2 separate regions of the Mus musculus genome follow, and region 1 is linked to region 2. The links are chromatin loops, found by intact Hi-C in ENCODE. Cell type or tissue: heart. All regions are shown on one strand. Links, peaks and the distances in the headings refer to the core of each region. The heading gives the core; the rest is flanking DNA. Region 1 has its middle 140 kb from the start of Mir466f-4. Region 2 holds the start of Irx1 (Iroquois homeobox 1).

What was found. Hi-C counts contacts between places; a loop is a spot of excess contacts. Peaks named below come from ENCODE experiments on the same cell type or tissue, not always from the same donor. Only the 100,000 strongest peaks of a DNase experiment are listed, where the experiment ranks them.
Region 1: a loop joins it to region 2, with 5 times the contacts of the local background. A loop is called at or near these places in 3 of 42 quality-filtered maps.

What each region holds. Positions count from the first base shown.
Region 1 is chr13:71,246,205-71,251,576 of GRCm38, forward strand. No RefSeq gene overlaps it. Among named protein-coding and RNA genes, the nearest start is that of Mir466f-4, 140 kb to the left of the region's middle. In heart, for the core only: a CTCF peak has its summit at 2,659 (motif pointing right); no DNase peak of the experiment used is centred there.
Region 2 is chr13:71,962,132-71,967,503 of GRCm38, forward strand. It overlaps Irx1 (Iroquois homeobox 1), which reads right to left and starts at 1,592. Exons shown (of 4, transcript NM_010573.2): 1 at 1,082-1,592. The coding sequence starts at 1,357. In heart, for the core only: a CTCF peak has its summit at 2,420; no DNase peak of the experiment used is centred there; H3K4me3 peaks cover 2,491 bases; H3K27ac peaks cover 2,249 bases; H3K27me3 peaks cover 3,411 bases.

The DNA of each region.
Region 1 (5,372 bases), core at 222-5,221, 720 kb before region 2:
CACTTTAACACTGCCCAGAGTCCCGTCAACAGTGGACATATGCCCCATGTGAATCCTAGAATACACTGCGAGATGAGTGATATGATGGTGGCCATGAACTCGTGAATATTCCAGGTGGAGGAACTCTGAGCCTGCAGTTTGCTGGTCTCTGTGGGCCACTGTCGTTTTCCCTTCCCTTACACTTGCCTGAATGCTCTATTATTCAGAATAACTACTTGACTGTCTATCCCTGGGTATAAAAGAAACACCAATTGTAGCTACTACCTTCTGGCACTAGGAAACAAGGACAAAAACCTGATGTGCCATGGAGGTGCAGTGTCAGACCAGCAGCATCTGCACTGGATAGAGCGTGGGACTTCTGCTGAGTCTTCACAACCAGTTTCTCAAGAGACGTTAACCTGTGTTCTTTGCATATTCCTTCCTGCCAACTAACTTATGTGCAAACTGGTTTGTGCTGGTCAAGTACCCACCACTTTTAACAGAGACAAGACTGTTGATGGATTTCTAACAACTATTAAGAAAGTCTACTTCATGATGTGCTGAGGCTGCCTCAGTGTCTAACAAATCCATTCTTAGAGAAGAACTGTAGTCCTACTCTACTTTATGAAACTTAAACAGTTGGTTAGAAGTGTGCAAATGGGTGATATATAATATCTATCTATCTATCTATCTATCTATCTATCTATCTATCTATCTATCTATGATAAATATTTGAGATTCCACATTGTAACCATGGAATATGCACTGCAATAATTCAGTGAGTTTTGATAATTTGTTGCTCCCACCAAAATAGAAACCTACCAACTGAGACAGAAGAACAAAGACAAAATGTATAGTGCTCTCACCCAGGGACATCACTAAGTTTCCTCTTCTTAGCTTATTTTCAAGTAACATTTAAACCCGAGGCTTAGAAGAAACATATCAAATACAAAAATTCCCCTGATTAGTATAGAAAATTTCTCCTGGTTAGTATAAGATGTCCCCTTTAATGGGAAACATATTCCATTACATAACCAATTTTAGAGTCTCATCTTATTATAGATCAAAATAAACTTTGCATGTCTCAATTTTTTTGTTTGTTTGGTTTTTTGTTTGTTTATTTGTTTGTTTGTTTTTTCAGAAACTGGCTTGGGGGGAGATGTTTTTCTTTTCTAGAAACTCTGTGGGCAAATGTTCCTGCCTAACTCTCTGAGAAGTGGAGGCCAGTGTCCCAGGGGAGTGGGTTGGTTCTGCCTTGTTCTTAAAGTAGCTACAGATAGCCACTCTGACTTTAGATGAGTCATTCAGTGATTAATAACATTTATTTGCCTCTTCTGGCCACACTGTATTTTTAGACCATGTTCTTCTTCCACTCATAGCTGAGCATGAATAACTCTACCCATCCACATAACCACTATGCCTATTGGAAGAAAAGCAGGCTACATTTAGGAACCATGGGCATTTCAAAAGCAGGGTCTACCATCACATACAAAGAATACAGATGTGGATGATCACAGCAAACCATTGGACTGAATGTGGGGACCCCAATGGAGGAGTGAGAGAAAAGAGACTGAAGGAGCTGAAGGGGTTTGTAACCCCATAGGAAGAACAATATCAACAAATCAGACCCCCGCCCCCCAGAGTGCCCAGAGACTAAACCCCCAACCAAAGAGGACACATGGAGGAACCCGTGGTTCTAGCTGCATATGTAGCAGAGGATGGCCTTTTGGGGCATCAATGGGAGGAGAAGCCTTGTGAAGGTTCGATGCTCCAGTGTGGGTGACAAGGCAGGAGTGGGTGGGTGGGGGAGCACCCTCATAGAAGCAGGGGGATGGGGGATGGGATAGGAGGTTTGTGGAGGGGAAACAGGCAAAGGGAATAACATTTGAAATGTAAATAAATAAAATATCTATTTTTTAAAGGAATATAGGGTTTAGTTTTCCTGTGTACAGTCAATGAGACTGTCCCAGACCTGATTCCAGTTGGAGAAACAAAAGTACAAGTCAGCTTTCCAGACATGATTCTGAAGCCGGTCATCTGTCCAAAGCCCCTTGACCCTGATAATAGCACATGCCAGCAGACTGCAACAGGATGTCAGAATGCTGAACCTAGAAGCACTGTGGGAAAGGGAGTCTCTGCTTTCAAGGCCAGGCTGGCTTAGAGCCTGCTGCAGTAAATTATCTATCAGAAGGACGGCTTAAATTCCACCTAGGCCTACATACACATCTATCAGACGCATCTGACAGATGACACAATTATACTAAGTCATTATTTATGGCCACATTGCCTCATAGCCAGACAGGGAGAGCAAGGCTTGCTCAAGGTTTTCTTCCCATTAGCTATGGAGAAGAGCAAGGCCCTTTTGTTTTGTTCAATGGTGGAGGGTGGGCGTAGGATGGGCATGCTGTAAACTGCTTCTGAGACCTGCGGCTGAACTTGAGACACCTCTGGAAGCACACAGTGTGGCTGGGAACTCACACCAGCACAGCTCCTAGTGTGTGCCCCTCTAGTAATAATCACTCGATGTGATGCAGGTAGCGTAAGCAGGGAGCAGCTAAGCCTTTTCTCCAGAAGAGACTGGCACCCTGGGAACCCTCAAGCATCCTGAACAAAGGCTCGCCCACAGCTGGTTCTGCTGAGGGCACAGAGCTGCTGGTCAGAGCTGCCTGTAGCAGCAGGTGGCAGCATTGTCAAGGCCTGCAGCTGGGCTGCTCTGAGAGTCAGTCCCACAGGGATGGTGTGTGTGTGGGGGGGGGGGGGTGCGGATTTAGACCAATTGTGAATTCATTGTCACTTCCTCTAGGGTTCCATTGTCTGTCTGTGACCAAATCTAGTAATTAGCCTCACTGGTCCTTGGAGCTGACTTGTCTGAATTAAGGCCAATCTGCCCTTTGACTGCTTGGCTCAGCCTGAATTCCTTCACCTTGAAGTTGCCAGGTCTTGAGACCACACAGGAGAACAATGACAGTACTCGTGGGTTAAAAAACAAACAAACAAACAAACAAACAACAGTAATGATCACAGCAACCACAGCATCGAACACACAAACAAATGGTGTGGCAGAGTGGTGTAAAAAAGGAGAGATTATGAGACAAAATAGGCAGTAAATGTGCTATCTTCTTTTAAAGAACCTTAATATTGAGAATGGCATAAGCATCATCTCGTTAGGGACGAGATTATCCTTCAATCATCAAACCACAGCAGCTACCTATATAATAAACACCTGGGGTTCTCCTCGAATATTACAGGAATGCATCTCCAGGATTTGGAACAAACTCTGTTCCAAAGACAGGAAAGTGAGGGAAAGCAAGGTACTGCTCCCAAGCCCTGAGCCTGAGACAGAGGGACAGCACCACACTCAGGAGGGAGTGCCAGGCTAACCTTACAATCTCCTGAGCAAAAGGAAGGAGATGAGCAGCCCCGGACTGAAGGCTGCCTGCTTTACCACCAGCTAAGGCCCAATTAGGCGCCGATGTCTCATTGTGATTGTGACATGAAATGATTCTCTTTTTTTCTCATGGTTTTACTCCTCTGCTAATGCACACAGGACATCCCCATCCTGATTAAACCTCTCACTGTCTTGACAGCCCAGTCATTTGAACATTTCTTCTCCCCTTCTCTGGGCACACAAGCACACACAAACACACACACACATACACACACACACACCCTTCCACACCTCTTTGGCCTCTCTGCCTGAGTAAATTAGTACTCATGGCTTATATATGCTCGATAGTTTGCAAGGAAATGCCTTCCATTAGGGACACATCCACTTCCACACGGAGGCCAAAGCTGACATGCAGAGAAGTAGATGCGAGTTCTCTTCAAAATGATGCCTGGTGAAGATCCTGGATTCATTAAATTGGGCAGAGTTCCTCATTAAATGTGCAGATTGTCAGTCAGAACTCACTGTCATTTGTGTCTTCCTTACAGTTCCCAAGCCGATCGTTTATAGACATACATACACAAACATTGCATGTACATAGACCCACACTGCATAGGCAGTATTATATTTAGACCAAACTATGGAACTATGTATGACTCTTGGAAAGTAAATGCAGTGCGGTGTAGAAACAGAACTGCTGTTTATTCCTTGACTGTGAACAACTATACTCAGACAGGAGATTATTCAGAAGTATTGAGACCAATTAATAAATGAAATGGGTAGGTGCATTGATACCAATTAATAAATGAAATGAGTAGATGGTTTACTCTACCTGAGAGACAGTTAGAGTTTAGTTAAATAGGAACTTGAAGCTAAGGCTTTGTAGATTTTTAGCATTTAATCTATGTGTGTATTTCACTTTAACTACACACAGTTAACTCCTTTATGGAAATTTTTTTTCTTAATATCATTGGGGAGAGAGGGTCAAAAAATTAACATGTCTTCATGCTTCGAAAAGCTAGCTGATGGGGGAAAGGATACACTCATTACAAAAATACCATTTCTCCTCAAAGATCTGAGGCCCCTAGGTGACACTGCTTTGCATCTTAACATAAAATATGTAATGTAGAACCTTCTGGTGTTAGCAGATAGCGCCAGAATACTCTGCCCTGGGCAGTTTGCAAAGATGCAAGATACTCAAGCCTTGGGGGAATGCAAAGAAAATATTCCTCCTATAAATACAGGACCCTGATCACCAGTGAGCGAATATTCTGGAAGGCACTGTCAATTTGGAATGTCATCTCCAGGCAGAAGTATTTTTTTTTTTTCTGAATTAAAAAAAAAAAAAAGATGTGCACATAGCTAGGTGTGTATTCCGTATTTACATATTCAAAAGTGTATGTGAATACTGGGAAAAACTGCAGGAAATGTTCCACAGAAGCAAACAGTGCCTTCTAGGAACAACCCCAAGGACATACTCATTACTTACAGGCCTGTTACTAAGAGAAGGCTTGCACCAATCCGTACCCTGCTGGGATTCACATCTCAGGCATCACATCCATGAGTGTGTTCTTTATTAGAAGAATCCATGAGCGGGTACTCTTTCGGCAAAGCAGTCTTCGCTCCTCTCATCTGCTCTATAGCAGAAGCATTTGCAGCTGACAATGAGCTGATTTCCAGCTCACAACCTCTTTCCTGCACTCTGGCAGGAGCTTAGATTGCTCTTAAGGTAGATCCTCTAAGGCCCCTGAGCAACCGTGAATCTAAAAGCAGTTTGTCTGAGAGCTTTTCTTCCTTCTTTTTAGGCTCACCCTTTCACAGGGAGAAGGCATTTCAGGAGCTTGCTTTGTACCCTTTGCGTATAAATATAGAGAGATACAGAGTAGAGGCAGATGGAGCCGTGCAGTGTTGGTGTGCCAGTTGCAATGTCACTCTGATTCGCACGTTTCCCCTGTCTCCCTGTCCCCTGGGGCAGGTAGAAGTATTATGCCTTTTCTTGTATACCACT
Region 2 (5,372 bases), core at 187-5,186:
CCAACCTTTTAAAGGAGTCTGGTCTGGTCTGTTTTGCCAGAGACTGGATAATTCAGGGTTCTTGGAAATTGCTCTATCCAGAAGATAGCAGGGCAGCAGGGGGCTGCCTTCCAAAAACCAGTGCCCGCCTCGCAATTTGCTAGCGGCCTCAAGTTTAAGCAGCCCGACCTTTCCGTTAAACCAAGGAAAAGTGATCATTCGGAAGGACAGACAGGCCAATACTCCTGTGGAGAATTAAATTTAAACACACACCCCCATCTGACACCCACTGGGACAGGAGATCGGAGAGCACCATTTATTTTAAGCTCTGGGACACTGTTCCTTTAACTCTCCCTTATGTAACACGGGAAGAAAAGTGCTTTTCTTTCGGCTCAAATGAAAAGTTTGGCAACTTACGAAAGTAAAGGCAAACACCGTTTCGGAAGCCAGAATTTATGTCAACTTAGTATTTCTTAGCCCCGATTCCTATGGTCCCTACACACTCCATTAAGAGACCTCTCTGCTCTGCTGATGTCTATTGTTTGTTGGGATGTTTTTGATCGACTCCGCTAGGTTTAACCGGTTCCTTTTGGCAAAGTCTAGGGCAACTATCTCTGCTCTGCCAAAGAGGGAGAAGGAAGGTCTTCTGGGCCCAAGGGAAAGCTCTTGCGGCGCTCAGGCGAGGCCGGCCGCCAGGTTAGGGCAGTGTTAGTAAAGCGGCCCTGGCTGAGGGGGCCCGGCGGGCCTGCCCTGTCGCACTGGAGGAGCCTGGCGGTTTTGCCCGGGACCTCCAGAGCCTGCCGCGGTCTCAGGCCTTCTCTGGAGGCTTCTCTCCACTAGCGCGCAACCCGCTTTTCGACTCCGGTCTCCAACCTCCCAAGACCACAGTGGTCACTGCCTGGGCCTCTGGGCACTCCCGAGTCCCCAGGGAAAGAGGTCTCCGCCACCGGATTCCCTCTGCAGGACCCTTCTCGTTCCTTTCCCAGACACTGCCTGCGGATCCTCTGTTTCTCTGTTGGGCCAGCCGCTCCCGATGTCCCCAGGCGCGGTGATCTCCCGTGGGTGCGGGCCAGGAGGACGCGCGGGAGGCGGGAGCACTCACCATCTGCGAGAAGAGGCTGAGGTCCGCGGCATAGGGCAAGAAGGCGCTGTAGTTGGGTGCGCCCGCGTACGGTCCCGCCGCGGCATACATGCCTAGCACCGAGGTGACCGCGGCCGCTCCCGCGCCCGCTCCCAGCTCCGCAGTCCCGGGACGGCCCGACGAGGCGGCGGCCGCAGCAGCCGCGGCCGCAGCCAGCACCCCAGGGCGCTCTCCACCATAGGCGCCCGGGCCCGCGGCGCTTAGGTATTGCGGGTAGCCCAGCTGCGGGAAGGACATGTCCGCGGGCTCGGTGGTGGCGGAGGGCAACACTAACTGCGCGGGCAAGAAGACCGGCTGGCGATCCGAGGAGGCGCGACTCGGGGGCTGCGGGCCGCGGGCCGGGCGCGCTCCGGCCGGCCCGGGGGCGGGGGCCGCTCGCTGTTCCTCGGCCCAGTGCTCGCTGGCGGCGCCCGGCTCCCGGCTGCGCCCGTATCCGAGATCGCGCGCCGACTGCGGCGGCCGCCCTCCGCTCGGCGGCGGGGCTCTCAGACACAATTTGAAGTTGATGCTTTGATTGGCATCCCCTTGAGCACAGGCCCCGCCCCTGGCTCCCCTCCCGCCCCCTCCCTGCCTCCAGCCCGCCCTCGCTGGCCGCTCCCGCCCCTCACGGCGAGCACGTGGTGCCCCGCGCCCGCCGGGCCACCTCCTCCTCCGGTGGGCGCGCACGGCCCGTCTGCTGGTGTGGGTCCGGAGGCCGCAGGCTCCTTCCCAACCAGCCCCCGCGGCTTTTGACAACCTGTCGACACCGGTTTACAGCTGTCTGACACCCGGTTTTGCAACGGAGATCTGTTCCCCCATCCCCTTTTAACAAAAGCAACTCGGGGATTGCGTTTCTACAGCTGGGGTGGCAGGGAAAGAGGCCTGGGGCCAGGGGACAGTCTATAGCGAACAGCCTTTCCTCTGTGGCTGGCTCTGCAGCACCTCCATGGGACATATTTGGCTGAAGTGTTCAGATAAATCTACGCGTGGCTTGACACCTCGGATACAGGGTGCGTCGTCTCTCTGGCCCCACTTGGTATCAACAGATACTCTGGAAATTGCTGCCCCCCCCCCCTTGCACTTGGAGAATCGGGTTGTGGCCGGCCGCGCTCTGTCAGCTTCTCCAAATATAAAAACTTTTAAAATGGGCAAGCCAGCTGAGAGGTCGCTGCCTAGCGGAGGAGAGCTCCTAGAGGGTGGGGGAAAGAATTGTAGGAGGGGAAGGACCTTCGCAAGGTAAAAGAACTGGCAAATCTTGCCCACAGTCATCTACCACCCTCTTCCAGTTTGGGAGAAGCCTGAAAGGCCTGGGCTCCTGCGTTTGTCCACTAGGTGTGCAGACGCGGAGAGTCAACACGAGTGGAGCTCAGGTACCTGAGGTGGCGCTGCGACTAGCCAGTCCAACAGGACAGGACAGCCGCCAGTCCCCTGTCTTTGAGTCTCCCACGACACCCCCCCCCCCCATCCCCGCCCAATTCCTATCTCAAACGCTGGGAAAATAAGAACCAGGCAATTTGAAAGCCAGGGGCCTGGCTGCTCTGTTCTCAGGGCAGACTTGAAATGCTCATTCCTCTCTCCTCTCTCAATCAGTGCGGCTGACCAGAGAAAGATGCTTCTGCTCATGGTGCCCTAGATTGGTATTGGAAGTGCAGAACCAAAATGTCCAGAGACTCCTAGTGCCTCGTTTCTTGCTGCTGTCTATAATGTGGCAGAGGCTTGAGTGTGTCACATCACACGGTGCTGGTGGAGCTTCACCTTCAGGGTCTAATTTCAGACTCAGAGAATTAAGGGGTACAGTGACAGGTTTGACAGAGAGCCCCAACATGCATACTGGAATGCTGCTGTCCAGGGCCATTGGGACCCTGGACACCAGCTAAGGCACACTTGCTTGCCTGGTGTCTCCTGCAACATCAGGAAGTCCTCACTTATAGGTCTTGAAATCAGATACTAAACCTTGCCTGTAATTAGGCACAATACAGCTCTTAAAAGTAGTTACTAATTACTAGTGGGAAAATCAGGTAATCTTCATTTTCTCTGCTCTGGGTTGGATCTTCTCACTTAATCAGGCTGTTTCCTCCATCTGACCCTGCCTACTTCATGACCCCAACACCCCTTGGAATGTCAGGACCTGCTTTCCTGCTTGGATTTAGTCTGGAGGGTACCCCAAGGGAACCCCCAGAGTTCTAGCTTCTGAAGCTCCTAATTGTGACCTCTTCTTGGTTCCCAGCTATTCAGTCATCTTGTAACCAGAATCTTGGGACCCTTATCTTACATCCTCCAAACAAACAAACCACTGCAGGGAAGTTCTGGAGAAGAGCGGTCTGACCATTGTTCTGGCTCAGTGAACCCAGGACTCACTTCAGATGACAGGTAAATTCAGGAAAGATAAGCCCTGAGCTGTTACCTCAGAGAAGGAGGGAGGAAGTCAGTCCAAATACATCTCCCTACCAGTATGTAGTGGCAGAGGGGTTACCGCTTGTCATTACTCCCACAACTGTCTGCTTGAGTTGCAGGTGTTGGGCCTCCTGCCTTAGGTCTATTAGACTTATTTGGAAAGGGTTTGGGAAAGAATTGAGAATTGGGGACACTTTGTCCTCACACCCACTGGCCCACCATTGCTACTTCTCGCTCTATGTAGGTCTCCTGCACCAAAGACAGGAAATGGGTGGAAACTGCAAGATAATTCCAGAGGATCCAGCTGGGCAATTTTGGTAACTTCCCTTGAGGACTGGGTAGCAGCAAGGGTGTGGACTCAGTTGGGGAGGTGTGGGCAAGTTGGCTGTTCTTTGCCACACATCAGGGATGCAAGAAAGATACCTGAGCTTAAACCCAGTTCTGGAAGGTGCTAGCGGAGACTATGGGTCCTTCTCTCTTTCTCAGTGGCTCCTAACCCCAAGCTTGAACCTCTAGGGGTGGGGAGCAACAGGGAGGTGTAGAGAGCAATGTGAGGAACAAAGGAGAGTCATAAAATGACCCACAAACCTGCAGCTGGTGGGGATACCCTAGCAGAAGCAGAAACTCCTGTCTCTAACTGCTGAGAAGCAGCCCCTTTGCCCAATATTTAACATACAGTGAAAACTTGGGATCAAGATGTTGATGGCTCCTGTAATATGCCAGAAGAAGTGATCCAGGTCTGTCTGGAAACTCTATAGGAGTCTTGAGTTAACAACCTTGTGGGGGGGGGGGCACACTTCATTGCCAGTTTTGGACAGAGTGGAGCAATACAGAATAAGGAGTCCTCTGTGAAGGTCATGGAGTTTGCTTACCCACACCACCATAACCCATGGATCCCTCCACCAGGAATATCTTCTGAACCATAAGCAGCCTTCCCTGCATGGGGATAGTGAGAGACTCTGCCAAGAGAGTATTTCCTAGGAGTCAACCCAGGGACTGTCAAGGAAAAGCAAGCAGTAGAAATTCAGACCTAGGAATCTGTAAAAGGTGGGCCAAGCCTCTACCTAGTGGACTCCCTGGTCAGGTCTGGTAGCCCCAAAGCTGTGAAACAAGCACAAAGCTAAGGACTGCTGGGACTCTCTGGCAGGTCAACTGAACTTGGGCTCCACCCTTTTGAGGCAGAAGTGAATGTTTGTGGAACAAGGAGGAGAAGATGGGCACTCACTGGGGAAGAGGGAGTGAGGGTGGGAGCTCTTAAGGTTTACCCCAGGATCAAGTTGGTTTTTAAGGGGATCTTAAGGTATGACGGAAGCTTGTTCTTTGGGGACACTTTTCTACAGGAGAGAACGTTGGGTTTTAGTGCTGCCTTCCCAGAGTCTTATTGTTGGTGGGTAGTCTCTGCTTCCTCTCACTGCCCTTCTCACAGGGATTTAATTAGTTAAGGTTGCTATCAGTCAAGCTAGCTTACAATTTTGTTTCTTCAAAAATCACCACCCACTGATTGCCAGAGCATGCTGTGGGGGGGCACTGCCAGGGTCTGAAATTATTTTAGGAATATCTAGGTGGTGGCTTCATTATCAGAGCAGAAAAGCCCCTAGGGTGCAACTAAGGGGAATAGGTCTCTAGGGATGGGGACAGCAGCGCCCGAGCCTGGGCTAACCTGGCCAAAGCTACAGGGACTTCCACAGGACTTGTGTCCCTGATTTACATCTCTTGTTAAGTATATTTAGGACTTTGCAACTTTCTCCAGTAGGGCCAGATTACAGCCCAGCCTGCTGCCATCCTCAGGCAACTATCTATTGGTCCCCAGTGTATCAAATGCTGAGAATCACAAGAGAGATTGTAGCTGCAACCTTAACCCTCCTGGTGGCATCTCAGT